2 separate regions of the Mus musculus genome follow, and region 1 is linked to region 2. A link is a loop called in an ENCODE intact Hi-C map of the cell type or tissue named here. Cell type or tissue: gastrocnemius. All regions are shown on one strand. Each heading gives the region's core, and the rest is flanking DNA. Links, peaks and the distances in the headings are about the cores only.

Region 1 (15,088 bases), core at 4,523-12,522, 58 kb before region 2:
TTGTTCTCCACCATAAGATCTCTGCCTCCTCTCTCATGCTGCCCTTTCTAGTCTCATTACTTTCAGAGAGTGTGCATGTATGCATGAGTGTGTATGTGTGTGTGTGTGTGTGTGTGTGTGTGTGTGTGTGTGTGTGTGTGTGTGTGTGTAATTTAAAATGTAGGATCTGCGTATGAGATAGTATGTGACATTTGCTTTTCTGAGTCTGAGTCATTTTACTTAACATAGTGATTCTCCAGTTCTATCCATTTTCCTTCAAATGTCATAATTTCAGTTTCCTTTATAGATAAATAAAATTATACTTTGCACTTGGACCACAGTTTATCTATCCATCAGTTGGGGGAATATCAAGACTGGCTCCATTTCTTACCTGTTGTGAATAGTTGTGAATAGTGCAATAACACACATGGACGTGCAGGCATCTCTATGCTAGGACTTTGAGTCTCTGCCCCATGTGGTATCACCTGGTTGGATGGCAGTCCTATTTTTAGCTATTTGAATAACCTCCACGTTGATTTCCATACCAGCTACGTAAGGTTACATCCACCAGTAGTAGATAAGAGCTCATCTTTCTCCACATCTGTGCCAGCATTTTCTCCACATCTGTGGTAGCATTTGTTGTCGAGTTCTTGAAGTTAGTCCTTTTGACTGGAATGAGATGACATTCCAAATTAGTTTCAATTTGCATTTCCCTGATGGCTAAAGATGTTGAACACTTACACCTGATATATTTATATTTCTACTTTTGAGAACTATCCCATCCATTAGTCCATTTATTGATTAGCAGATTTGAAGGTTTTGGCTTGGAGGGGGTTAATTCTTTGCATATTATGAATATTAATGTTCGTCTGAAGCATAACTTTAGAATCATTTTCCTCATTATGTAGGCCGTCTCTTTACTCTTGGAATTGTTTCCTTCCAAGGCAAAAGCCTTTTAACTTCAGTTTTGGCCTGGAATTATGGTCATACCCTGAAGTGCTTTCACTGTGTTTTCCTCCTATGGCTTCGGTGTTTCAAGGTCTTGTCTTAAGGTCATTGAAGCATTGTAAATTGATTTTTGTGCAGGGTGAGAGATGTGGTTCTAATTTCATTCCCATGTGTGTGAATAGCTAGTTTCCCTGGCAACCAATTTTGCTATGTTGGTTTTGTATTCTGATACTTTGCTGAAAGTATTTATCAGGTATCAGAGTTTTCTTGTGGCATTTTCGGCAACTTTTAAGTACAGAATCATGTCATTTGCAAACGAAGGTGCTCTGACCCTATCCTTTCCTAATCGGATCTCTATTTCTTTCTCTTGTCTTATTACTCTAGCTAAGATCTGAGTGCTATACTGAGTGGAGACTGAGAGCCCTTATCTCAGATACCAGAGGAGCACTGCAGGTTTCCCCAATTAGTATAAGGCTGCCTCTAAATCTGTCATACATAGCCTTATTGTGTCCCTAGTTTCTTCCTTTTTATTGTGGAATGATGTTTAACTTTATCAAGTAACTTTTCCATCTATCAAAATGATCATGTGATTTCTGCCCTAAAATCTACGTACTTGTTGTCTTACAGTTGTAGGATAGTTGATTTATGCATGTTGAACCAGCCTTGTGTTGTTTGACAAGACTATCTTGGTCATCAGGTATGACCTTCTAAATGTGTCTTGAAAGTATTTGGTTGAATATTTTTGTGCCTATGTGCATCGAGGAAGTTGGTGTGTGGTTTTCCTTCTTGATGTTGCCTATGTTTTAATCTGGTTTTTACTACAATTATCTTTTAAAAATTGATCTTTCCCAGATGACTTCCAATTTATGATGGTTCAACCTGGGATCTTATTTTTCTTATTTTTCAATATTTACATTCACTAGAAGTCATACTTTGGATTGTAAGTTCTTGTTGCTTTTTCCAGAATATTGGTATGAAATAGACTGATATTGGTATGAAATAGACTAGTATCTCAAGCTGCTAAGCAGTGACAAAAAGGCACAGGTCTCAGAGTTGTGTGCTCACAAGGAAAAATAACTGATGCTTTGCAGTATACCGTACTCAACTCTAATGTTTGGTAGATGTCCTATACTACATCCATTTCACAATCTGAACGTTACATTATAACCACATCATAAGTCAAGGAACATCTTTATAGTCTTAAATTATTTTGTTTTATTTTGATCCCAGGAGATTTTGCGTACTAGACAAGTGCTCTGATGGGTCCACATCTCCAGACTCTCATTGGCTTTTTTTTCTCCTTGTTATTGTTGTTTTTGAGACAAGCTCGTACTGTCTAGTCTGTGTTCACACTCATGATCCCAAGTGCTATGATTCCAGTCATACATCTCCACACCCTTGCCTAATAATTTTGTTTCTAGCCAGCAACTGAACCAATGCTCGGACAGTTGGTGTGACTGGCCCTTTTCCAATGTTGGGGTCTAATCCTTGATTCAAGAGTGCTAAACTGGGGAAATCCTACACAGGGGTCTCCATGAGAATATTCTTTGCCTACTTGAAGCTCTCTGTAATGTTCTTCTGCTACAGAAAGAAACGTATTTGATAAGGGATGGGGGATCACCTTTCAGCACAAGAACTATTGGGGAGCATTCTGTGCCTACCCCAGCTGCAATAAGAGGCAAGACAGAAAATTAGTTCCTGCTGGGGAGCAGAGGTGTGTTCCCATCACCCTCATCATCACCGTGGTGCTGGTCTCCATCATCGTTGCTTCAGGCACGTTTATGAGATGCTCACACCGTTCCATGATGACGGAATCATCCAGAGTGACATGACCTTAACTCATCACAAACGTTGACTCTGTTCCCTCTTACACAAAGAACAGCACACCCGTGGCTTATGACATCAGAGCTACAAGCTTTAAGAACTTACACAAAGAACAGCACACCCGTGGCTTATGACATCAGAGCTACAAGCTTTAAGAACTTACACAAAGAACAGCACACCCGTGGCTTATGACATCAGAGCTACAAGCTACCGCTTTAAGAACTTACATTCCAAACGAATTAACTACGTAGAGAAAATGCTGACAACATGCAAAGGGTTTTTGTTTTTTCTTTTTCTTTTCTTCCTTTTTTTTTTTTTAAATAAAAGTAAATAGACCAGCGTAGCATTTTTCATTCCTTACTTGTCATAAGCATCTGTTGGGGGAGAAGAAGTGGGTAAACCTCGGGTAACTTGTTGAAATAAGAAAACCATCACCACTCCTTAATAGTTGTTAACTCCTCAGATACAATTCTGCAACTGGATTGACTGATCATATTTGACATAAGTAGCTAAATTGTTACAAAAAAGTTAATAATGCCTGGGATATAGATTAGTGGTGGAGGACCAGCCTAACAGTCCCCAGCATTATAATAATAATAATAACAATGGCAATAATAAGGTATGGATCAGGCCTGCTCATTTTTAAAGATTGTTTGTTTACATGATTATGAAACAATAGGTCTGGATCAATGCCTTTTTCACTGCTTGCAATTAATACGTCCTTAGCAAGATTATAAATAGCAAAATTAAATCAGATTTCTTATTTGAAAGTCAGTCTATTTTGGTATAACAACTCTACTAGATGTAATTACATATTACAATTTTTTTCTAATGTGCCCTTACCCCCAGCTACGTGCTGTACCATAAATAGAATGGGGAAATGTGATTTCCTGGCAAATAGAATTAAAGCAGGAAAAGCTATAAAGTATGGAGCATTTGTCCTGTCAGTTTTTTCTATAATGAGCAAAACAGAGATTTATGTCTTAAAGATTTTTTTCTACTAAATTTAAAATACCTTTAAACCAGATAACACTGCTATATAGAGCTATCCATTTGAGTCTCTTGCTGTCTCGAGATTTTTTAAATAGGCAAAACTTTGAGAATATATACAGTAATAGAGACTTTACCTAACATTTTCAAGACTCTGGCTTCAACCCCCAGGAAAATAAGCAGATAAAGTACACCTTGCATTCATGGGCACCTTTCTTAGACGGTGGCTTTCCCTCCCTCTCTCCCTCTCTTCTTTCCTGACTTTCTTTCTTTCTTTTCAAGACAGAGTCTCTAAACATAGCCTAGACTAATCTTGAATTAACCATGCAGTCCAGGCAAGCCTCAAACTCACAATGATCCTCCTGCCTCAGCCTCCCAAGTGCTCGGATTTTAGAGATGAGCCACCATCCCTAGGCTGGGTGATTGTAGTTCTTTCTTCAACTCTAGAATCTTCCTGCCACATCCCATCTCTGTAGACAGAAACCTTCAGCAATCAAGCGATTTTTACTCAATTTTGTATTTTGTACATATGTATTTATTTTTCTTCTTTAAAATAAATTTCTCATTTTTTGAGATTATAATGTAGTTATATTATTTTCCTCTTCCTTTTCCTCCCTCCAAACACTCCCATATGCCCCTCAAATTCATGGCATTTTTTATGAATTTTTGTTACATGTATATGCATATGTGTGTATATATATATATACATATATATATATTCTTAAATATATAAATACAATCTACTAGTATGTATACTGTTACTTGTATGTATGTTTTCATTGGCAATGACTATTGATATTGGATAAGCAATTGGTGTGCTCTTCCCTGGGGAAGGCTGTTTCTCCCCTCTCAGCATTGCTTAGTTACCTGTTGTCTTAGTTAGGGTTATTATTGCTGTGATGAAATATTGTCCCCCAAAGCAATGTAGGGCCAGGCAGTGGTGGCGCACGCCTTTAATCCCAACACTTGGGAGGCAGAGGCAGGTGGATTTCTGAGTTCGAGGGCAGCCTGGTCTACAGAGTGAGTTCTAGGACAGCCAGGGCTACACAAAAAAAACCCTGTCTCGAAAAAACAAAACCAACCCTCCCCCTCCCCCCCCAAAAAAAAGCAACGTAGGGAGGAGAGGGTTTATTTGGCTTACATATCCAGAGTCACAGTCCATTGAGAGAAGTCAAGACAGGAACACAAACTGGGCAGGAACCTGGAGGCAGGAGCTGATGCAGAGGCCATGGAGGGGTGCTGCTTACTGTCTTGCTCCCCTTGGTTGCTCAGTAGGCTTTCTTATAGCACCTGGGACCACCAGCCCAGGGATGGCCCCACCCACAATGAGCCCTCCCACATCAGTTACTAATTAAGAATAGCTCCTACGGGCCTTCTACAGCCTGATCATATGGAAACACTTCTCAACTGAGGCTCCCTCTTCTCTAGCTAGTGTCCAGTTGACATAAAACTAGCCAGTACGTCCGTAGTTCTTTGTGTAGGGCTGAGGCCATTTGGGCTTTCTCCTGTCCACATTAACATGTCTGTTACTGAGTTCCTTGCTCAGCTCATGTTTCAGCAGTCATGTTGGTGAAACTATGGGTATAGCTTCTGACTGACATTCCTAGGAGATACTATCTCACAGCAAACTCCCTGATACTCTGGATCTTACAGACTTTCCACCCCTTCTTCCACAGTGTCCCCCAAGCTTTAGGTTCAGGGGTGTTTTATAGACACGTAAATGGGACTGGGATTCACAACTGCATTTTTACTGGTTGTGTTTTTTATGTAATGGTGTCTATCTGTTGTAAAGGAAATCTTCCTTGATGAGGGTTGGGGGCAATAGTGACCAGCAGTTACAAGGAAAATACTTAGAATGTGCTTAGGGATCATCTTGGCTTAATGAAGTAGCAGTTGTAAGTTCTCCTCCAGAATACATGCTTCCACTAACCCTGAGATCCTCTTCTTGGCTTTCCTAGCACTGGGTCTACAAGCTCCTGGCTTTTTGTATGGGTGCGGAAGGTGCAACTCACACAGGTCCTCATGCACAAGCAGGCACTTAACCAACCAAGCCGTCTCCCCAGCCAAAAGAGTGGAGACTGGAAATATATCTTTAAACAGCATAGTGCTTCCCCTCATGGCTATCCTTGCTGCTGTCATTCCCATGGCAGTCAGTGCCTGCAAGGGAGCTGTTGTCCCTAGGGACAGCGGTGCCACTATGTGGTAATGTCTTGGTCAGGGTTTCTATTACTGCAATGAAACACTAGGACCAAAAGCAGGTTAGGGAGGAAAGGGTTTATTTGGCTTACACTTCCACAGCAGTGTTCATTATAGAAAGGACTCAAGGCAGGAATCTGGAGGCAGGAGCTGGGGCAGAGGCTACAGAGGGCTGCTGCTTACTGGCTTGCTCCTATGGCTTTCTTATGGAACCCAGTACACTAGCCCAGGGATGGCACCACCCAGAGTGGGCTGGGAACTTCATTTATCGATAGTTAAGAAAACGCCTTACGTCTTATGGAGGTATTTTTCTCAATGGAGGTTCCTTAACAGCTTGTGTCAGGCTGATACAAACCTAGCCAGCACAGGTCATACCTCTAAATCTATAAAAGATTTACCTAGCCTATGACAAGAGTGAGGCAAAAGCCAGTTACACAGCAGCCCCTAGGTAGCACTGCACGCTGTATCCTGAGATAAAAGTAAGTACATCTTAGCAGCCCAATAAAAAAAAATGTAAACTAAAAATCCCAAAGAATAAACAGCTTAAAATACTTTATTTAAACTCCTCTTACTGATTTAAAGCTGCACCCTCCAAAAAATTATAGCTGTCATAAACCTCTTTACGGGAGCTTTACATCTTAACGGGGCTGAACCACGACCACAGCAATGAATAATTGGATAAGCTATCCATACCTCCTGGCTTTCCGTTTTCCCTCTGTAGAATCCCTTTCTCCCACCCCCTCTTCCCCTGTGGAGTTGCAACCCCTTTTCCCTAGCTATGTGGGGGAGCCATTTCATCCAAAGGCCCCCACGCACACATGTACGCCTCACCTTTCCTGAATCTGTCCATGTTCAATCGAATCCAGTGCTCTCCTCCCTACAGAGACACAGACACAGAAAACGAGAAGCTTTTCTTCTCAGCTGTGTCACCATAACCCTGCCAGTCTTATCATCCTGCCACTATTCAGGTAGAGAAACTGAGCCTTGCAGGTGTTCAGAACACTTCCCACCATCACACAGTACTGACATCGAAAAGACGGACTTTGAAGTTTCGATTCTGATTACCTGGGGGAAAAAAAAAGGATCAATACAGCCCATTGTTCTCCCACGCTGAGACAGGATGCCAGTGTCCTGGGATAGCCAGGAGAGCTGATGCTTTTTCTCTTTTCCCCTCTGGATGCTTAGAAAGATCAGCTTAGCTCAAGATAACTCAGGGAAAGGTTTCAGAGGAAGTCCGTGTAAAGTTAAGAGCCCCCAGGGTGTTGCGCACATACAGGCTCTAGTGCCTGTGGTCAGGCATCAGAGTGAGAAGGAAAAGGGACGAGAAGATGTTTGTGCACATAAGTATAACAGCGCACCTGCTTTGAGGTCCAGAGATCCCCTGAAAGACTGTGTGGACCAAAGGTGCTCAGCTTTTTTTCTGATCTTAACATCCAGCATAGCATAGACCCATCCCCAGTCTCTGCCTTCAGAAATTCTCTGCACTGGATCTAAATGAAAGCATGCTATTTTCAGAACTAGTATTTGTTATTTTATGAATATTGTTTTAATAACTATAATGTTATTTTTTAAACCATTGATCTTTTCATATTTATTTAACGTTCACAATGTTTGATAGTGATAAAGGTTCTAATAAGAATTTCTAGCCTTCTGGCATTGTGACACGATGTTGTCAACTACAAAGAAGTGTTAGTCCATATTCATAGCTTCTGGGACACACCTGCTTCTACCTTTGTTATTAGTGATATTAATAGTCTCGATTACAGAAAATCAGTTGTTCAGTCTACCATGAAAGTATCTCTGTGCTGTGGTTTATCTGAGTTCACAAAAGATGGTAGTCACCACGTCATCTCCCAGACACTAGGTCTGACTTGCCTCTTCTCTTAGCTCTTGCTTCTTTTCTTCTTGACATAAAAACCCAAACCCAGAGAGACAACGGGGACTATTACATACTTGGTTAATCTTGAATACAGAGGGGAAACTACAGTCAAATAAAGTTACCAGGATACTGATGGATGCCTACAAAACAAAGATGCAATTGCAGCACTGAAGGGAGAACCTGGGCATGTCTGACAGTGAGGGTAGCTTTCCTGGCCCCAGGGGTTGCTCTGCAGACATAGTTAATCATCTGCTGAGCAGTCAAATCGATGCCTGTGACCTTTCCTTCAGTTGTCTTTTCCTTGTGCCGTTCCCTCAATTCCTATAGTCGAGAAAAAAGCCAATGGAGTCATTTCTGTGGGGTGGGGGATGGGAGCATGCCTATAAAGCACGTTACTACATTATGTGCTATACAAGTAGAATTCTCTAATAAAATTGTGAACATAACTATAAAGCTTATCACTTAGAGTTTTTAACGTATGCACATATCTTTATTCAATTGACTCTAGGTCCCGTTCCTCATCTGATAGAGGATGTGGAATACATCACCCCTGAATGAAGGGAAATATTTGTTTTTATATCCAGGGTACAGGGGCAAGTGGGAGATAGATGGTAAGTGAGCTGTTAAACTTTCATAATCAAGCTCACAGAGAAAAACATTTGATGTTACCTAGAAAATAGAATTGCTGCATGTCTATTGATAGGCCCTAAAATTGAACGTGAAATACTCAAACCCCGATGATTGTCTAAACACACTTTGGTGTCACTGCGAACTGAACTGACTCTGTTAGGAAGTCTGGGAGCCATCAAGTGGTCATTGTGCCTGCAGGAGAGGCCTACACCAACCGCCTTCTAGAGTTTCTCTTCCAGGAGACAGCAAACAATCCCTCCCTTAGCCTGCCTCTCAAGTTAAAAGGAGATGGGAAGTGTGGGGCCAGTCAGGGAGCACGCTGGCAGAGTCAGGGGCTGAACTTGAAACCCATCCAACAGATATGGGTCAATGTAGACTGTGCTTAAAAGACAAACTAGGACCTGGAGATGCTCGGGTTTCAGGAACACTGAAGTGCCTTGCCCCTGGCGGTCCACTGTTCTGAGGGCACTTGAAGTTTCCTTCTGGCTGTGCCTATCTTGGTCTGGAAAATGATCAACATATGAGTGAGTAACTATCTATTAAAAGGGGCCGATGATCTTCGATAGGTCTCCCCCCCAACCCCCACCCCCCAGGAAAGGCCTTTTTCACCTGAATCAAGGGATGAGTGTTCCCTCTCTGGAGATTTGTAGCTCATGAATCTCACCCTAAATGGTTTGCTGTATCTTACAACACTTGCTGCATAGGCTCATGGCGCCCTTTTTTCTTTTGTAGATGGGGCAGGGATCACTCTCTTGGTAGCACAATGGGAAGAGAACAGAGGAGACTAGCAATAGGAAGCTCTTCGAGTGTAAATAAGAAGAAGAAAGGCAGGAATCCTGTATGAAGACAGTCAACCAAGTCAACATGCATATCAGACATACAATTCCCAGGAGCTGGCTATTAATTGTACACATACGAAGCAATTGGGGGCAAGATGTGTAACTTGAAATGGTTGTTAGGTGGTGGGACCACATTCCAAAGGAGGGTTTGTAGAATATGAAACCTGAGACATAAGACAAAGAACTGGCTACTTACTAGATATGCTGAGGTTGAAGTGGGACTTAGTTGGAGACAAGATTAGTAAGTATCCTCAGGTCTAATGGATGTGGGACCCCCTAAAGTAGTTGATAGGGCCTGGGAGGGAAGTAGAGAACCCAAATAACCATACTATGAAAGAGGCAGAAATCTTAACAAATCACCAGCATTTAACACCCATGATACCCTGGGTTCAGTTCTCAGCATTGGCCAAATGAAAAAGACACCAGGAACCAAGAATAGGATGAAGTAACACCCACAGGCCTAGAAACACATGGTGACTGACAAGAGCTCTCTCCATGGTGTGAGGAAGATAGAGTCAGAGGATGTGGCTTCAGGAATGAGTGAGTGGGCGTGGGGGGGGGGGGGGAGAGGAAGGGAGGAGTCTCCTTGACTTCCAGGAGAAAGGGAGCTGGCGTTGGCCAGGCCCAGTGTCAAATAGGAGCCAAGAAGAGAGTCAATGTCATTATTTATGGAAGGTAAAGGACTCCAAGATGCGTGGGAAGGGAGTGATGCTCTGGACAGCAGGAGGTCTTCGAGAATCGGGAAGGAATGGGCTGTGATCCTCGAAGGATGAATTCTTAGGACCCATAGGAAGGATAGATGACGCTGTGAGACCCGAGACCTCAGGAAGAGGACTGGCAGAGATCAAAAGACACGCATGTGAAAGCATATCTGTGTTAGCTTCTCTCTTTTTCTCAAAGAGAAAGAAAATCACCACAGAACTTTCACTTTTTCAAGAAGACAGGGCTGTGAAGACAACTTGAAGAGAGAGAGGTAGGAGTGTCTCATTGCGTTGTTTCTCCTCCATAGCAGTGTTTCGAGAGTTCTTGGACTGAGAACTTTCACCCAGTACCTGTCTGTCCTTCGTGACCATCACCCTTGTATGAGGTGGTCATGAGTATTTCACACATGAGGAGAGCGGGGTCTCAAAGACATCGATCATTGGCTTAAGTCAGAAGTACCAAGTCTAGTGGGGTGCTTGATCAATGTCTGTCAAACGAATGGGCTTCATAGACTACATGCTCCAACCTGTTCCTCCTGTGTGTGATGTTTGTTTTCAACAGAATTTCTGCCAGTGAGTCTGTTCTCACGTAGTCTTGGATCAGCCATAAACTCTAAAAACATGTCACAATAATGGGAAACACAAGATGTGGCTGGACGAGGAAGTGCCAGGGCTACTTTATTTACTCCAAACAGAAAAGCAACTTTCATGGTTAGGACTGATTGGGAAATGAGATGTAATTGGACAAAGCACTTAAAGCCCCAGTGTTTAGACCTTCCAGCACGGACCTCCCTGCATGTAGAGGCATCGCAACAGATGTGTGCTCAGTTTTAGTTCTACTCTGAATAATATCTGGATGAGCATTCCTGCCAAAACGTTTCACTGAAGGATTTACAATAGACTTTCCAAGGCTCTAACTGAAGGGCGGCAGCTGATGTCAGTGTGTGTGTGTGTGCTGGCATTCACCAGTTCATCCGGCTGAATAAAAACTAACCAATCATGTCTTTGGGAATGCTGCGTATTCTTCATAGTTGTAAGTCAAAATCTAATATGTGCTCCCAGCATTATGTCAGCCCCAAAGAGAAACTGTACAAATAATAAAATGCCATGTAATGCACAAATAGGGCATTAGACTCCAAGTTCCCGTGGGCAGGTGTTGCACTTTCCCCAATATGCATTTCAGAGAACTAGCCCAATGTTTGGCACACAGTGTGGGCTAAAAATTTCATGTCAAACTGAGTTGAACTGCATCAACATTACAGATGGCTTATATATATATATATATATATATATATATATATATATATATTTTTTTTTTTTTTTTCCTCCTGGAGCAGAGCACAAACTGTCACCGGAGGATGCCGTGAGCACGAGCACTCTTAATTCATTATTGAGGTTCGGAATGAATTATTAACTGGAGAAAAGCATCCAGAGCCAGAGTTGTCTGTCATTGCAATGGGAGGAAAGGGTAGTAACACAGCTAGGTGGTCTCCCTACATCATCACCCTCTTCCCCATCCTCAAGGCTCTCCCAAGCCATGACTCTAATTCTCATTCCATCCCTGACTTACTGTTTGACCTCAGGAGAGTCACTTAATCTCAGTTAGTGCTTAAGTTTCCCCTTCGGTGAGAGCCAAAGGGGCCTGGCTGTGCAGCCAGCACGCAACCGGGCCCGAGAAGGGGATGCGTTGACTCAGAGCCTTCCATCATTGCTGTAAGGCCAACGGAAATGAATCACAGGCTCAAAGCCCCAGTGGCTTTCTCCAACTACTACCAAATTAGCCCTTTGGGATGGCTAAATCTGTGGAATGCAATGAAGGGGAAAAGATGGTTACCCTAAACTCAGAGGGGGAGGACCTCTGTCAACAGAGGGCATGGGGCAGGGTAGAGAGAGATCCAAGGCTGGCTAGAATGGTTGCGAATAGTTTGCCCTATTGAGGAGAACACACCAGCCTGTTTTTTTGTTTTTTGTTTGTTTGTTTTTTTAATAGATAAACACAATAGACAGTATGTGAACTCTCTTCCAGCCCTTGACATTTAAGATTAAGGGAAATTACATGCAAGGTTGTAGAATAAATTCAAAATGATATACATATATATCATAAGACCTACAAGGGCGATGTGAAAGAGAGCTGCACACATGTCTTAGGCAGTGGTGACTGGTAAAGGCTGACATGCCAAAAGAGCTGAGGCTGGGAGGGGGAATCCCCTTGCCATGGCTCCCTATACCCTAAGTCTGTTTATCCCAGGGAGAAGAAAGATCTATAGAGATGAAGCCTATATCCCTATGAGAACAGTCTAGAAAGGTCCTGTGTGGACAGCACACCTTCAGTACAACAGAATTCAGAGAGGACTCTGACAGAGTATGTTCCATTGTCATGGCTGTGGTCACAGCCCTGAAAGGGGCACAGGACAGTTGAAAACCTTGCAGAACCTGCATAGTCTAACCATTGTCTAGAATAGCCCCTGCTAATCGAAGGGCAGACTTGGAATTTGTCCACATCACCTTCCCGGGCATGCTTGTATGAAGGGTTTTCCAGGCACCAGTAGAATGCCTTTGAGTCTGCATCACTTTGCAGATCAGCTCACCGCACCACCCGGGAAACATCGGTAATTGATGGGTGCTTCAATCACACAGAAAAGCCTCTAACGTTTTATGAGCAACACTGTAAATCTTATCTGCAGCATCCAAAGTGACTGATGAGACAGGTCCTCTGAGAGACTGAATATCTCAAGAATCTCACATGAAACCGCAGCTTATGAATACCTTTGTCTTGTGACACTATTTATAAGCTCCATGAGCCATAATGGGATTCAATATATATATGTATTACGATAAAACATTAAAAATTTGTTGGCAGGTCTTTGTACATGCTTAGAAGAGAAAAGGGTTATTTCTCGATGTTTAAAAGGAGAAAAAAATTGGGCAATTTTTGAGCACTAATACACTGTTTGAAGAACAATCCAGAGATGAGACAGGTAGCTTAATCACTAAAGCATTTGCCGTGTACGTGTGAGGACTCGTGTTTGATCCTTGGAACTTATGTTAAAAAAAAAAAAAAAAAGCCAAACATGATGGTTCACTCTTTAATCCTAGCACCAATACCAAGACAGGCATATCTCTGAGACTTGCTATCCAGCTAAAGTATCCTAACCAGTGAGCTTCAAGCCAATGAAAGACCCTGTCTCCAAAACAAAACAACAAAGAAGTGGATGGTGTAGGGGTAGTTGGCTACACTATGTTGGCTCTTGGCAGGTCAAATGTGCGCACTTGCTCATGAGCTATTTGGATTCCCAAATGGAAGACACACACACACACACACACACACACACACACACCCACCAGTTAATTTTAAAATGCCTTGGCTATCTTAAAGGCTGATCAGTTCTAATCCTCCCCACGGCTAGCACACACGTCCCTCTTGTAATCCTGGTTTAACACCCTCTATATTCTATATTTTATCTTTGTAGCCTTGGCTCCTTCTGGGCGGCTCCCTAGTCTTTGCTGCCCAAGACGCTTCTGGACAGCCCTTTCGGGGGTCACATTCCTTCTCACCTACAATTTGGATGATTTTCCTCCTGCAGCTCTAAATCTGATCTGTCTCCCTCCGGATCATGGTGACTCTGTCTCTTTATTTCCATGTCCTATCCCGTGTAAAGCTAAAGGCCCCGCCCGTCTCCCTCTGTCCAGCCATAGGCTGTATGGCAATTCTTAACTACTAATCAGAGCCAGCTGGGAACAGGCTTCCTTTAGCCTACGTGTGGAACCTTGCAAACAGGTTTTTTAGGGTGACACAATTAGCAAGAGAACATCAGCTGCTGTAGATGGAACCTGAGGGACATCTCAAGGATGTCCTCTGGATTCCACACACCCATGTACACCCCCTACCCCCCAGCCCCCACAACACTAACAAATCAAATCCATTCGGCCGTAGTGAGCACGGAGGAAGCCTGTGGTGGTCTCTGGCAGAAGTTCAGATCTTATACTTAGTTATCAGATTGAGACCTTTATTCCATCCCGTTGGTCAAGGTCCATTCAAATACAGACTTTGGCTTTCAGGTTCAAGTGCAAATGCATATTTGAGACAATCTAGATGCAGTCTAGTTATTTGCTTTTCAGTTTGCTCCTCTGCTGTAGGTGTTCAAGGGAAGGACAATCGTCTCCTGTCATCCCCAAGTCACGGGGTGAGGAGTAGATGTGCGTGATGACTCCTCTATGGATCAGCATGGTCGAATGATGATAACCCCTTAATTTTCTCTAATGTTGTTGCTGCTGTTCCCCCTGCTTTCTCCCGTGAGGAGCATCGGCTGGCATACCCACTTGCCTGCCTTTTGGTGACAGCATCTGGATTTTACATATGGATGACTCTAGCAACCGACTGGGCTAGCGATCTAGCTTGGGCCAATCAGAAAGCAACACTCGTGCTCCATCCCTGGCCTTCCTTCTCTCCTGTGGGGGTTGCTATCGCTGTCCCGTGGAACAGCAGGACGAACAGAAGACAAGGTCTCCCAAAAGAGAGAAAATGATGACATCATCTGAACTGCCTTTATAGAGAAACCTGTTTGGAGTCAAGTTATACTTGGAATGAAAAACATCCTCATGTGCATAATTCTTGTGATTTTTTTCCTTCCTTCAGTTACTTACAATTAACGTTTCCAAACGCAAAGATAGGTAAGAAGAATGGTAAGTGAAAGTCTGTATTTCGTCTAAATTCACCAGTTAACAAATTGACACATAATCATTATCTCTTTGTACCTTCTATTACCATATATCTCTGTATCTACCTATCTCTCTCTTTCTGTCTGTCATCTACCTGCCAACCTGTCTGTCTGCCTATTTATCTATCCATCTGTTCCATTTCCTTTTGCTACCATTCAACACCAGTAGTATTATCATTAAATACGTTAAATTAAAACCAACTCAATAAATAGCTCATCTTAAAAATTTCTGAGTTTTTCCTTAAATTGTTTTTTTTTAACCTCATCTTATTCTTTCCTTAAGATTCATCAGTCAACTTTCAATACTGTTTGTTTGGTTTTGGCTTTTTGAGACAGGGTTCCTCTGTGTAGCCCTGGCTATCCTGGAATTCACGCTGTAGACTA
Region 2 (15,088 bases), core at 4,635-12,634:
CTCAGCATTCAGCATACAGGAAAAGTAGTTTCAAAATTCCTGACTCAAATCCTGTGAGAGACAGGTTCACTAATCAGGGAGAGAGAGAGGGTGTATACCTGTGTCAGGCCTAACAGTACTGGTATATTAATCAAGGTATTTAAAGAAACTGAACTGATAGAATAACTATATCTATGTGTTAAAAGGGAGGGTTGTTAGACTGTCTTACAACTAGACAAGCCAACAACGGCTGCTGTACACTGGGAAGTCCAAGAGTCTGGTAACTGTTTAGTTCATGACACCGAATCCTCAGGAGTACTAGTCTGGTACAGAAGGCCTGGAGGAATCTTGGAGAGGTGCTGGTTTCAGTCTATGTTGGAATCCCAAAGAAGTGGATTCTGATATTGGTGAGGGAATGCTACAGCAACAGAACAGATGGACGTGCCATGGAGAGTGAGAGCGAGCAGGCAAAGAGCAACGCTTCCTTCTTCCATGTCCTTTCATGTGGGCTGCCACCAGGAGGTGTGGCCCAGATTTAGAGTGGATCTGCTTTAGATAATCAGATGAAGAAATCCCTCGCATGTATGCCCAGTAGTTTAGGGTTGGTTTTACATACAGCCAAGCTGGCAATGGAGATTAGCCATTACCAGTATCTACTTCAAACACTATTTTCCAAAGTTCCTTTCTTCCCACTCCTTCATTGTGGTACATCTGCCACTTGTCACACTGTTGGGATTCACTGGCCACTATTGGCATTCTTCTTACTTCCTGGTTGGTCCCTGCTCCCCATGTATACAATAAAACGCACTCTTTGGGTTGGGTTTTTATGGTTTTTGATAAATGCACAGGGGTGTTTACATAATAGCACACAGGAGAGTCCTACAATCCTCTGTGTGCCCCTTTGTGTCATTCCTTTTCCCACCTTGTTAGGTTCCTTTCTATTGCTATGGTGACAAAATCACCGCAGAAGAGAAAGGATTTATTTTGGCTCTCAGTTCGCAAGAGGTGCAGTTCATCATGGCTGGGTAGTGCAAGAAACTGGAGCAGGAAGCTGAGTGATCATCATGTGATACCCACACTCAGGAAGCAGAAAGAGAACAAGCAAGGGACCAGGCTATAAAACCTCAAAACCTGCCCCTAGTGATGCCTTTCCTCTAGCATGCCTCTACCTTCCTCAGGCCCCATACTCTTCCTGAACATCACCAACTGCTGGGACCAAGCACTCACACGCATGAGTCTAAGGAGAATGCATCATATTTGAAGCACATCTACTGTTATCCCCAACAACCGTGCTTCTCCTGCTAAGCAGAGGCATTTGTGTTACTCAGTGGTGATTCCGCTGTATGTTGATGCTGTTGTTCATCCTCTCACCAGAAGGACCTGTTTTGACTCTAGGGTGCTTCTGAGTACAAAACGTGTGTGTGCGCGTGTGTACATGTGTGCATGTGAAGGCGGGAGGTTTTGGTTCACCTGGGTAGACACCTAAGAGTAGGAGTAGGTCATTTTTATAACCATCGATTAGTGTGCTATGCCCAGCCTTCATCAGCAAGGCCTCTTACTACAGCAGGTAGCATATAAATGCAGAAACCCATACTGACCAAAGTACCAAAATAAGTGATGGAGTGTTTAGCTCTAAGCGTCAAAGTCATAGCATCCCTTCTGAGGCTCAAGGAATGTCTCCAAAGAGGAGAGGGAGGTAATGCAAGAGCTGAAGATGTGTGGATGAGCAACAGAAACACATCTTTGGGATATGGCTTAGCTATTTCACCCGTGAACTGGCTACATCTGTGGTTATCTGCAGAAGACCTGTACAAGGTTGGGCCTGTCAACATATTATCACACATGGAAGAGGCCCAGGAGGCCTGCCTCCCCCTGAGGGACAATTGGTAGTTAGTGATTCTTTGGGACAGCAAGTACTTTCTTCAACGATGTAGCCATTGATTCTACATGCCACCCATGCTCGGGCAAGGAACTCCAACTAATCTCAGTGGGTCACACACACAGAGTCCTGAAATCAGGGTGGAGATTTGTTGGGCAGAGGTTTCAGTGGGAGAGGGAGGGGGGTGAAGGTGGGGAGGGGTGAAAAGAACTGAAATTTATGATGTAAAACTATATAACTGAGAATGTTTCTAAATATAGGGATTTCAGAAGGGTTAGATGAAGGCAAAATAACTATTACTCTGCTCTCATTAATATTTTTAGTTGATACCATGTGATGGACCAAATTGTCCTCATTTTTACCTTATGTGACAGATAAATAGGAGAGGTGTCTGATCTCATTAGGGAAATATTTTTGTCGTTGAGTTCTTCCCATCCGATTTAATTCTGTTGAAACTTTCATTCTAAACCCCATAAATCCATACAACCTGCCAAATGTAAACTGTATTATACCACCAAATCCTAAAAATAAAAAATGAATTATGCTAGTGCAATTAATCTCTCCAAATGGTGGGACTCTAGGAAGCCTCTCACTGTATTTCCCAGAACACCGGAGAAAGACCAGTGTCAACCCTTTGTTAAGTTTTACTAAAGCTTAATGTGTGCCTATTTTAGCTCAAAATAAAATCTGAGTTAGCATATCTTTTGGTGGTCATAAAGTTGGCCTTGCATATGCATGGGTGGGGTGCATATGGGACCTAGGGATGGCTGATTGCTTTATGTATCTGATTTTCCCCGAAGGGAAACCTGAGAGTCAATCACATGAGTTCTATTACACATTATGGGTTTTGGGTTTATAAAGGCTAAAATCATCTTGGCATCTCTCTGTTGGTTTTGCTGCAGGATCTGAGAAGATCTAGAAACATTGGACAGTAGCCAAACCAGGGAGGGAGGCAGTGGCCTTGAGTTTCTGCTTCCCTTGTGGTGTGGCTTCTGTTATTAGTTTCTTTCATTCTTGTGTGTTTGTTTGCTTGCTTGCTTTTGCTGTTTGTTTGTTTGCTTATTTTGTTTTGGCCTTTTAAGATTTTGTTTTGGTGCAAGAGCTTTAAATCCAGGGGTTTGCCCTTGAGCGGCAAGCACTCTACCATTGGGCTATGTCCTCAACTCTCATCTCCACTCCTGACGACAGCAGGTACCTGCAGTACCTTTTTGACTGGGGTCAGTTCCAAGATGTATGGGGGAAGCCACTCTGTTGGAAATACGAGCCAAGTTACCCAGACAGGCCTCAGATCCACTCAGACCATCCCTCTCTGGATTCTCTTTCCCATCTAAGCACATCTAAGTTATTTTAGCCAGTTTACTCCAGAAGAAGCTAGCTCCAGGTTCCCACGATTGAGCAGAGTCTTGGGATCACAGGAGCAGCCCGAGCCAGCAGCTCCCGCCCCAACACAAGGGCTTTAGAGAGTGAGCCAATTCCAGGAATGCAGTGAATTCTCCCTTTAGCCTCACATTAGTGACCAGCAGCAGCAGTGAGTGCTAGGACTCCTGTCTCACCTTGTTCCCAGTGTTATGACCAGTGGGAACAGGTCTGAGGAAAGTGTAGACCAGCTTGAATTCAGCAGGGAATCCCGGGACCAGCTACACACCTGACACCACTTTAAAAACCCGGCCACCCATAAGATGCATAACACTGCCCAGAAGACTGTATGAACCATTGTCTGGCTTCATTGGGCATTGTCTTGTCAAGCTGAAGCTTTAAAAACAAACAAACAAACAAACAAACAAACCAACAACAAACAAGCCCTAAGACAGAAAAAGTAAAAAATAAATAAATAAATAAATAAATAAATCACGAGAATAATCTATTGTCTTAGTTACGTTTCTGTTGCTATGATTAAATGCTCTAGTGAAAGATGTTTGAGGGTTTATATGGCATTACACTTTCAGAGGGGATGTGGTCTACCATGGCAGACCATGAAGGCAAGAGCATAAGACTAGCAGGTAGCATTTCATTGACAGGCAGGGGGCAGACAGAAAATGGGACATACAGGCAGATGTAAGAGCTCAAAGTGTTTACTTTCAGCCTCAATTGTTTGCCTCCTCCAACAATCCTCTACTTCCAGAAAATTCCACAGCTTTCCCAAACAGCACCATGAGCTGGAGACAACACGTTCAGACCCATGAACCCCCTGGGGACATTTGACATTTAAATCCCACAGCAAGTATGCTTTAAATTCTTCAAGAAATGTTTCACTAACAGAGCTGGAAATACAGTTCAGCAATACGACAGGCACCTAGCATGCCTAAGACTCTAGTCCATCCAGAAGTAAAGAATAAAAGTGGAATGACCCAGAGGAAAAGATGTTTTAAGTATCTAAATGGCTCTCGTCAACTAGAGCGCAGTAGACACCGTGAGCAGTCAGTGAGCAAACATCATACATAATAAGTCTAAGTAGGAAATTCTTGTACATCATTGCACCTAAGTTCAAAGTCTGACGGAGTATGTGAGTCTTCCCTGCTCTTCCTTATCTCCCAGCCACCCAGTTCTTCTCAGCTCAGAAAGATTGTAGGACCATGGATGCAGATGGATTCTGGGTGAGTTGGTTTGGTTTGTAAGGGCAATACTCTAAGAACAAATCCCAGGAGAGTGGAAAAATCATTAAGGAAGTCTTTTAAAATGTCTTCTATATGCCAGGCCTTTAATTCCAGCACTCCAGAGGCAGAGGCAAGTGGATCTCTGAGTTCTAGACCAGTCTGGTCTACAGAGTGGGTTCCTGGACAGCCAGAGCTACACAGAGATACCCTGTTCTCGAAAACAAAACCAACCAACCACCCAAAACCAAAACCAAAACCAAACAAAACAAAAGGATTCGTCTTTGTTCATTCAGTATAACCTCATCAGCATCAACTTCAGACTTGAAAGCCAAAGGAAGAACAGAGAGCTAGCCCTGCAGGAGGGAAAGACCACAGTGGGGCTGAGCAGGAGAGCAGGGCACAGCTGCCTTCCCTGGGGTTTCCATGGGATGTCTGGAGGCTCTTGACTAGGAAGGCCTTCGGAGTGTTGGAACTTGGCGTCTGGATTGACCTAAATTGTCCAGTCACCTGGCCCTAATTATGAGACCACATGTGACAAGAACATTTTTGGACAAGACACTGAAAAAAAAAAAACCATCACATTAAAGTAAATACTTCCTTCCGACATAATTTGAGACCCTTCTAAGTCATCAGATATCTTTATTGAAGTTCCAGGTTCCAAGAACATAGAAATGATCACTTACTTTTTGAGTGATAATGAACAAATCCTCTCTTCCATAGAAACAAGACAGCGACTGCTTGCTTAGTGCCTGGCATCTTCTATTTCTTATTTCCTCTTATAATTTCTATTATTATTAATTTGTGGGGTTTTTTGAGACAGGGTTTCTCTGTATAGCCCTGGCTATCCTAGAACTTGCTTTGTAGATCAGGTTGACCTTGAACCAAGAGATCCACCTGTCCCTCTGCCTCTCCAGTGCTGGGATTAAAGGTGCATGCCATTACTGCCTGACTGATTCCAATTACTTTAAGCAATATCATGAGATAAACTATTAACACTATGATTCTCTCCTTAGAGATCATCTCTAACTTTAAGGGGGATGGTAGCGTATAACTGAAATCCAGGTTTAGGTAGGAGGATCTAAATTTGAAGCCAACCTGGGCTACATAATGAAACCCTGCATAAATAAAAAAGTCCATTAATTAAGGAGGGAAAATAAATGGAATTTTATTTGAGAATGGATATAAATGTGTCTTTATAAGTGAGTAAAGTGTCACGTGGAGCATCCAGCCTGATTCACAAGTTGTTATAGTAGTGTCTCCGTTTTATAACCACAAGTGATGCAGGATAATTGAGATTATAAATGTGTATGACTTAAGCTCTCGGGGTGTCATGCCAGCCAACAAACATCACAGAGACTCAAACCTTGCTGTTTCTTTAGATCAGCTCTCAGCTGCAGTTTTTTACTTTTAGGCTAATATTTTATTTTATCCCTCATAGCTTCTGCAATGGAACTTGAAAGGTCCTGCCAAAGCTACATGGCATGTAAAGGATCAACTTTTTCTGTATTTTTTTTTTTGAGGAAAGAAAGAAAGAAAGAAAGAAAGAAAGAAAGAAAGAAAGAAAGAAAGAAAGAAAGAAAGGAAAGGAAAGGAAAGGAAAGGAAGGGAAGGGAAGGGAAGGGAAGGGAAGGGAAGGGAAGGGAAGGGAAGGGAAGGGAAGGGAAGGGAAGGGAAGGAAGGAAGGAAGGAAGAGAGGAAGAAAGGAAGGAAGGAAGGAAGGAAGGAAGAAAGAAAGAAAGAAAGAAAGAAAGAAAGAAAGAAAGAAAGAAAGAAAGAAAGAAAGAAAGAAAAAAGAAAGAAAAAGCAAGCCAGGGCTGGAGAGATGGCTCAGTGGTTAAGAACACTGACTGTTCTTCCAGAGGTCCTGAGTTCAATTCCCAGCAACCACATGGTGGCTCACAACCATCTGTAATGGGATCTGACACCCTCTTCTGGTGTCTCTGAAGACAACTGCTTTGTACTCACATACATAAAATAAACCTTTAAAAAAAGAAAAAAGAAAAAGAAAGAAAGAAAGAAAGAGAGAGAAAGAGAGAGAGAGGGAGAGAGAGAGAGAGAGAAAGAGAGAGAGAGAGAGAAAGAAAGGAAGGAAGAAAGAAAGAAAGAAAGAAAGAAAGAAAGAAAGAAAGAAAGAAGCCACCCTTTGTTCATTGGAAGCCACCACTCTGTGTACTTTTAGAAACTTACTGTTATCACTGGGTTGGTTCCTTAGTACAGGAGATTTGCTCCACCCCCAGCTCCAGTCACCCCCTCTTCCCCTGTCTTCCTTTGTTTTTTTCTACTCACAGGTATAAGAGCAAAATCAATATTTAGTTGGCATTACAAGGAACACACTATTGACAGCTGTAATAAACCACGATTACCTTTTAGGATTGCACAGTGTCCTGGTTAGTTTTACGTCAACTTGACACGAGCTAGAGTCATTTAGGAAGAAGAAACTTCAGTTGAGAAAATGCTCCCACCAGACTGGCCTAGACAAGGTGTTGAGGCAGTTTCCTGATACATGACTGATGTGGGAGGGCCCAGCTCACTGTGGGTGGTCCCAGCCTCTGGGCTGCTGGTCCTTGGGGTCATAGAAAGCAAACTGAGCAAGCCATGGAGAATAAATTCATTCGCAGCCTTTCCCCATAGTCTCTGCCTTCAGGTTCCTGCCTCCAGGCTCCTGCCTTGAGTTCCTGCTGAGACTTCCCTCAGTGATGGACTGTGGCCTGAGAGTTGTTTCTTTGTCAAGTTGTTTTAGGTCTTAGTGTTTTATCCCAGCAATAGAAACCCCAACTAAGACAGCCGGCTACTTTTTGGTTGCCATATTCCGTGTAGAGTCGGTTTTAATTGTAGCATGGTGTGGTGAGGGCTTTATATGTTTATCACCAACAGACCTCCAAACTGTGGGGCTACATAAATCTCTCAACCTCTGTGCCTTTGGTATCCCAATGGTTTCGTTCATCTTCTGGAAGAGTTACAACCTGGTATCTCTTCCCCGCTGGGTGACAAGAAGTAGTTCTCTGGCTGGCTGGATTGACAGAGGTGTCATCGTCCTGCATACGCTGACTTCCAGGCACGGCTGCTCTTGTCAGCTTCCCCTGCCCAGAGGTCACTTGTGTTCCAAATTGCCAGGTGGGCTCTGGAGGCAAATGAAGTCTCCTCAGCTTCACCCACCGTGGCTGAGGAGTCAGCCTTCCTGACTGTTGGTAACCAGCCCCCCCCCCCCCCACACACACAAAACCATCCCTGCTAGGCTGAAAATTTTTGTTGCCATACTATACAGACCATTTTATTTATGTATTCTCATGTGAAATTCATGTGTCACCCTTTTAAAAAAAATCCTTCTGAACCCAGATTTTTTAGTTTTAAACTGAAAGTTTTTCAGTGTTTTCCCAAATCAGAATTACCTAAACTATTTTCTGTACCAGTTGTCATTGTAGAGTCCTGACTTACATACTCTAACTCATCCTAATCCACAATATGAATGGCAATATGGTTAGCTATCATGAGCCATTCTAAAGTACATTAATATATGTCCAAAACAAATAAATTCAATGTCCTACCAGTACTATGGGGTCCATCTAGGGAAAAGAACAAAACTGACCCAGTGCAAGAAGACAGTCCAGGCAACTGGAACTGCTCTTATTTCTGGTCTTGTGAACGACAGACTTGAGGCAGTCTTTGGATCTCCTGACCTCTTCTCAGGTTGACCACGAAGCCATATTAACTCGACCCAGTCTTCTACCATCGGGTCACCCACCCCCTATTTGCAGACCTTGTTTGAATCTGATGGCTGAGATCCTCCTGACTTGAACTCCAAATAGGGAGATGCACTGGTGGAAAAAAAAAAATAGAGAGGTTGGTATTCAGGCCTGCTCATCTGGCAAGAACGGCTACTTGGTAAGTAAGCAAACTTTCCACAGTGAGTTCCAGAAGTCTATTCGATCCACAGTGAATGAAGAAGGGCACCAGGGAAATGTGTGTTCTCTCCTTTGCTGTGGAGGGTGGATGGGGCTTCAAGTCAAAGACCCTGCACAGTTTTTCCTACCAGAAAGCTGTGCTGTTTGTAGGAGACAGAAGCCATTTGTAAACACAGTTTGTTCCAAATGCATCATTTTAAATAGAAATGGCCCCGCGCCAGCATTACTTCAAGCATAGGAATTCTCACATCGTTTGTCCTAACCAACAAATTCCACAAGACCAAATTTAGCTGGGTGAGACCAGCACGATGCTGAAAATATATCCCCTGCTGTTTTATTTGGTATTGTTTTAATAAAAGAGGAACAGATGCAGAACCAGAAAAAGAAGGTTAAATTTTGAAACGACAAAGGTCAGGATTTAAAGTCAGAGTAAAAGACACAAAAATTTAAAATAATAAAACCATTGAAATTGAATTTTGGATCTTTACAGGACTTCATTGATGTGATATATTTTGCAGAATATATTTTCATGTAATATTTTTAATTTATATCATATATCAACCTAATGTCAAAAAGTACTGTTGCACATAATAAGACTGAAATCTTACAAAGTACCCTTTTACTTCTTCATTCATATCATTATGCTGTTTTTATGCATTGGCTTTAGGATATGTTAATACTATAATAGATTACAAATCCTTTAAAATAAAGTATTCATCCATTTGCTATTGATGACATGTTCAATCATTTGCCTAGATTTTTTTCTGAGGTTAGTTACATAATGCCTGAAAGATCCCATGTAGTATAATATTTCTTATACTACACAAAACTTGTGGATTTGTTCAACTTTTGTTTGAAACTTTTTAAAGTTTACTTTTATTTTTAAAATGCATTTTTATTGAATGTAAAAGTTCACAATAGATTTTTCCCCTCCCATTACTTTAAAGTTGATAATCCATTGTATGGTTCAAATGTGAAGGATCTTAAAAAGCTCTGTGCTTTGAAGGTTGGTCTCTACTAGGGATCCCATCGTGGAGACCGTTGGATCATAAGGCCTCTGTCTGGATCAGTGGATTTGTCCTTTGATGGGGTCATAGTTCGGTGCCATCATATAGTAGGGCCTGGGTGAAGGAAGTAGGTCACTTCCCTGGTTTGATTCCTAGTACTATGACCAAAAAAACAATTTGGAGAAGAGTTTGTATCCGTTCAGAGCATATAGTTCATTATGAGATGAAGCCAGGGCTGGAACTGGACCAGAGGGCACAGAAGAACACTGATTTCCAGCTTGGCCTCCATGGCTTGCTGTGGTGGTTTGAATAGGCTTGGCCCATGGGAAGAGGCACTATTAGGAGGTGTGGCCTTGTTGGAATAGGCGTGTCCTTGCTGGAGGAGGAAATATGTCTCTGTCCAGGTTGCCTTTGAGGGCGCCTAGGGGCTCAAGCTCCATCCAGTGCAGAAGAGAGCCTCCTCCTGGCTACCTTCAGATCAAGATGTAGAACTCTCAGCTCTTCCAGCACCATGTCTGCCTGCAAGCTGCTGTGCTTTCTGCCATGATGATAATGGACTGAACCTCTGAACTGTAAGCCAGCCCCAGCTAAATGTTTTCCTTTCTAAGAGTTGTCTTGGTCATGGTGTCTCTTCACAGCAATAAAACCGTATTCACCCAGCCTACTTTCTGATACCACCCAGTCCCACATCTCCTGCATCAGTCATTTAACAAAAAATGTCTTACAGGCCAGTCTGATGGGTGGACTCTAGCTTTTGTCAAGTTGACAAAAAAATAATCAGGACAATTACTGAGGGTGTTCATTGGAAGGGTAGGTCCTATGCCTGGCCCTTTCTCTTGTCTGCTTCCTGGCCACTATAGAGTGAACAACTTCCTTCCGTCATAATGGATGGATTCACTACAGGCCCAAAAATCTAGAATCAAGCAAACATGGACTAATACCTCTGAAATCATGAGCCAAAATCGGTATTTTCTTTAAACTCTATTTATCACAGTGGCCAAAAAAAAAAAGGGTGGGGGGTGAAGGTGGGAGTGGAGGCTCCGTAGTGGTCTCACTACTTGTCAGGCACTTCCTGACAAGAACTGCTGCGACTGTGCTGTTACTCCTGTGTGAGTCTCTTCTCCAGCTGCTTTTAAGATTTTCTTCACTGTTGGTTGTCAACAGCTTGCTATGCTCTTCTTAAACGTTAAACTCTGCTTGACTGGTTGCTTCCTTTGATGGTCTTCATTAAAGTTGAAGGGTTTCAGTAGATTCTGTCTTAAAGTGTCTCTCTCCTTTCTCCCACACCATTTTCTTCCCCCTGAATATGAGATTGGCAGTGCAGTGACAATCACTTCATTCTTCTCGGGCTTCCTGACCGCCTCTTTTCCACTTGTCTTTTTGTTACTTTGTCTCCACCTTACTTATCTTTTCTTTTGTGGCATTTGATTGGCTACTTATTCCTAATTTTTCATTTCAGATATAGTGCTTGTCATCTTTATGTCGCAGCTGCTTCTTTTTGTACCGGCCATTTCTCTTCTCACTGTGGTCCTGATCGTCGCCTCTTTCTCGTATATAAAGTGAATCATTGAAGTAGATGCTTCAATGTTATTGTCTGTTAATTTACCATTTCTATACTTTCCTTCCCTCTTCGGTGTGGGTTCTGGGACTAGAAGTCAGACCACCAGTCTTGGTAACAAGCGCCTTGACCTAACTAACCACCTCTCAAGCTCTGCCTGACAATTTTTGACTAAATGCCTAACATTATGATTCTACATTGTAGTCGCTGGGTTTTGTCGTGTTCTCTTAACGATTACTGGGCTTTATTCCAGCACAGCATTAACTTCTGGACATAGTGGGTCTTTTCAAGGCTTTTCGCCATAATGAGATTTGGTTCAGAAGTCGTTTAGCTATATAATCATGGTGAACTGAATAAGGAGAGTTCCCTTCCTGGGGGATCTAGAGCTTTCTCCTCTGGCTGGTGGAAACAAAGTGTCTGAAGCCTGTGTGACATAGATCAGTGTTCAGCCAAAGAGATCCTTCTGCAGATGTCTGTCTGTCTGTCTGTCTGTCTGCCTGCCTGCCTGCCTGCCTATCTTTCTCTCCTCCCTCCTCCTCTCTCCCTTAATAGAGATATTTTTCCTTTCCTCTTCTCCTCCCTTCCTCCCTTTGTCCCCCCTCCTTCCCTCTCTTTCTCTCTGCACCTCCATGGTTCTGGTGGCTCAGGTACCACTTTTATCCAGATGTCTACACCCACCCACCCCCAACCCAGTCTGAGTGTTGAGCATTTTTTCTTTTTCCTTGGACACCAGCCTGGAAGCTGCCTTCAGGCCACGAGCTGGGGCAATTACAGGCTCACCCTTTCTTCACCTGCATCATGATTCTGTGCTGCCTGTTGGTAACATCTGAGGAACGTTATTTCTTATATCTTCTCCAGACTTTCAGCTGTGAAAGGCAGGGGGTTAAATCCATTCCCTGTTTATCCACCCAAACCAGAAGCAGAAATACTTTGATCCCCTACAATGAACGTTTCTGGTTGGGGGAAAAAAATGACTTGAAAGAAAGTTAGTATCTTCCAAACTATTCTACCAGGTCATCTCTGGTTTTTCACCACTAATGAACGTGGTCAGTTGATCCACTCACTTTTATATATTTAGGGCCACTGTATAACCTTTCCTTCCCTCCTCATATGTCTGTCTTTACAATCACTAGCATAGAATCCTTGCTCTTTCTCATATTAACTGGGAATGAGCCACAGGAAACACATGATAATGTATAAAATCTAATTTACATACAGCCTAAGTATAGTATGGATTTTAAAAACAGACATATATAGCTGCTTGCCAAGTGTTCATTTCTACTGGTGTGATAAAATGCCCTGATAAAAAGCAACATTGGGAATAGAGAGATGGCACAATGGTTAAGAGCATTGGTTGTTCTTCCAAAGGACCCAGGTTCAATCCCCAGCTCCCACATGACATCTCACAACTATTTGGAACACTAGTGCCAAAGGATCCAACACCTTCTTCTGGCTTCTACTGGCACCATGTACGCATGTGGTGGGCAGACATATGTGCAGGCAAAAGTCCCATGCACATAAAAATAAAAATCAACGTCTTGTCAGCCCTGAAAACATACATACAAGCAACCCTGTATGGACTAAACAGGTTTTATTTAGGAATGTTAGGAATATACATATATATTCAATAACAAGTGGGGGGGAGAGGCTATGAATTTGAAGGTGAGTGAGAGTTTGTAGGGAGGAAAGGGAAGGAGAAATGTAATTATAATCTCAAAACATTTTAAGAAGTAGTTTAGAGAAAAGGGAATTTGACTGTCTATTACAACTCCATGTTATGATCCGTCATTGCGGGGAAGTCAAGGCAGGAGCTTTAAACAGCTAGTCACATCAGTCACATCCCAGCCACAGTCAGGAGCAGAGGGAAAAAGCAGACACACATGCTCGCCTGCTCCCTGGGACTTAACACTACCTCTGTACTCTTATGGAGTTTAGCGCCCCTGATCAGGGTATGCTGCTGCTCACAGTGGGCTGAGTCTTCTCATATCAGTTAACATATTAAGATAATCCCCAACAGACCTGCCCACAGGCCACCCCGTGTAGAGAATCCCCCAATGAGACTCTCTTCCCTGGTGATTCTAGGGCATATCAGACTGATCAAGAAAGCTAAATACCAAAGGCAGAGATGGGTTATCTGCCCTGGATCCCAGTTCCTGGACAATATGGTTTGGGTTAGTTTAAGATATGCTTTAACTTAAAAACTGGACACGTGATTTAGGCCAGAACTCACTGTTGCTGTTTCAAGAATGGACAAAACTCCCTAGGGTGTCCCTCCCCGGCTGTTTCTGCTTTCCGCTGTGGTGATGTGTAAGGCTAGAGATCTTTGTGGGCACTGCAGCAGCAGAGCGGGAAGGAGACACGTGACGGCAACACAGGGAATGTGAAGACAGAAGACGGCAAAACATCGCATGATTGCACGACCTCACCTCTTAGATTCAGCTGCCTAGATTTACGCTTAGATTTCCCAAGAGCCTATCATTTTCCAATTTTCCTTAAATATGTTCAAATTGGGTTTCTGTCACTGGTGGGTTTAGGAAAATCTTTTAACTTTAAATGCTAAAGTACAGACGAAATGAAGTGCCTTTCAGGACAAGTGGTAAGCACACTGTTTTCCCTCAGCCTGGGGCTGCCGCCATGTGCAAGATGGTGTGTGAGCAAGTCGAGCTGAGTCTTGGGGTAGGCACCAGGCAAATCCTAAGTCTGTAATAGTGGCATGCTAATGATATGCTAATCTATGGTAATTACATGCTAATGCTAGACAGCCCTCACCTACAGACTCCCATCACTTCTAGGTGCTGCCCGATGCTCCTAAATGGGAATTAGAAAATGACAGAGCTACTTCATGCTGACTCAAATACAGACCCAAATTTCTCTTTCCATGTCCTGGGCGCATGACCTTCCAGAGTCCCAGAACACTGCAGATGGGACTGAATGGCCTCTATCTCCTGGTGAATCTATCCCACTCATCCCTACGGAAGGTTCCATCCATTTCGCCAGTGTATCAGTTCTGCCCTGAGCAGTGACAGGCAGGTGTGCATCCAGGGGGTGTGGAGAAGGGACCACCACACAGCATCTAAACGCTGGCAGACTGGTTAGAAAAGAGCTTTTATTGCTTTGTCTCCCCTCCTTTATTTGGCCTCCCTTTCTCAATTGCCCTTTGGTAGAGATGCGGACTATGGATGAAATCCCTTGAAACTGTTTCTAGAAAAAGTCTCTGGGAAAGGCAGTGGGGCTAAAGGTCTCCTACTTCTGGTGTGCCCCGGAAGTGTCTCATAAAACTAAAAGAAGAAATCACTTGTCTTTTTTGCAAAATGCTCCCAGATGCTCAAACGAGTGCAGGAGCACACACAGGTCAATGTAAAATTAGGCCAATGGTCATTGCTGTTTCAACTGCAAAGCTGTGGTAGGGGCCGCATCACTGCTAGAACGCAGCAAAACGTGTGGACTTTTGTTTCATGTTTTGGTTAGGTTGACAGTGTGTCATTTATATAGCCTGACTGGCCTGGAACATGTGTGGGCATGCGTGGGGGGTAGGGAGTGGGAGTGGGGGGGAATGCACTGAGTGGATATGCGCATGTGTGAGTGTGCGCATGCGTGGCAGACGTGGTGGGGGGGGGGGGTAGAGGGCAGCTTGTAGAGTCAGTTCTCTCCTTCCACCTCTGGGGGTCAAACTCAGTTATCACACTTGGGCAGCAAGCACTTTTACTCACTAAGTCACTTTGTCAGCCCTAAAGTACATCTTAAAAATAAACCTTCAGGCCGGGGTGACAGCTCAGTACTTAGTGTGAAAGGTCGGAGCTGAGTTTGGACCTGCAGTACCCACGGCAAGGCAAGGCACAACAAGACTCATCTGTGACCCCAGAACTAGGGGACAGAATCAGATAATTGATTGTTATATTTGCTGGCCAGTCAGCTGAATCAGTGAGTTCCAGGTTCAAGGAGAGGCCCTGTCTCAAAAAGTAAGGTAGAGTGGCGCTGAGCATTCTAATGACCTCCGGCCTCTACTGCTTACGTATTGATAAACACACAGCTCACGTATACACACTCACACAACTCACATACACACATACACCACACATACACACAAATAGAAAGTATAACTTAAGGAATTACCATTGTTGGACAGTAGTGGCACACGCCTTTAATTCCAGCATTCAGGAGGCAGAGTC

What was found. A loop is a pair of places that touch in the nucleus more often than their neighbours do. Peaks named below come from ENCODE experiments on the same cell type or tissue, not always from the same donor. Only the 100,000 strongest peaks of a DNase experiment are listed, where the experiment ranks them.
Region 1: a loop joins it to region 2, with 1.9 times the contacts of the local background. A loop is called at or near these places in 2 of 42 quality-filtered maps.

What each region holds. Positions count from the first base shown.
Region 1 is chr14:76,370,447-76,385,534 of GRCm38, reverse strand. Gm41215 (a long non-coding RNA gene) reads left to right here and starts at 11,316. Exons shown (of 3, transcript XR_874834.3): 1 at 11,316-15,088. In gastrocnemius, for the core only: no CTCF peak of the experiment used is centred there; no DNase peak of the experiment used is centred there; H3K27ac peaks cover 886 bases.
Region 2 is chr14:76,312,137-76,327,224 of GRCm38, reverse strand. No RefSeq gene overlaps it. Among named protein-coding and RNA genes, the nearest start is that of Gm41215, 55 kb to the left of the region's middle. In gastrocnemius, for the core only: no CTCF peak of the experiment used is centred there; a DNase peak (open chromatin) is centred at 8,559; H3K27ac peaks cover 3,065 bases.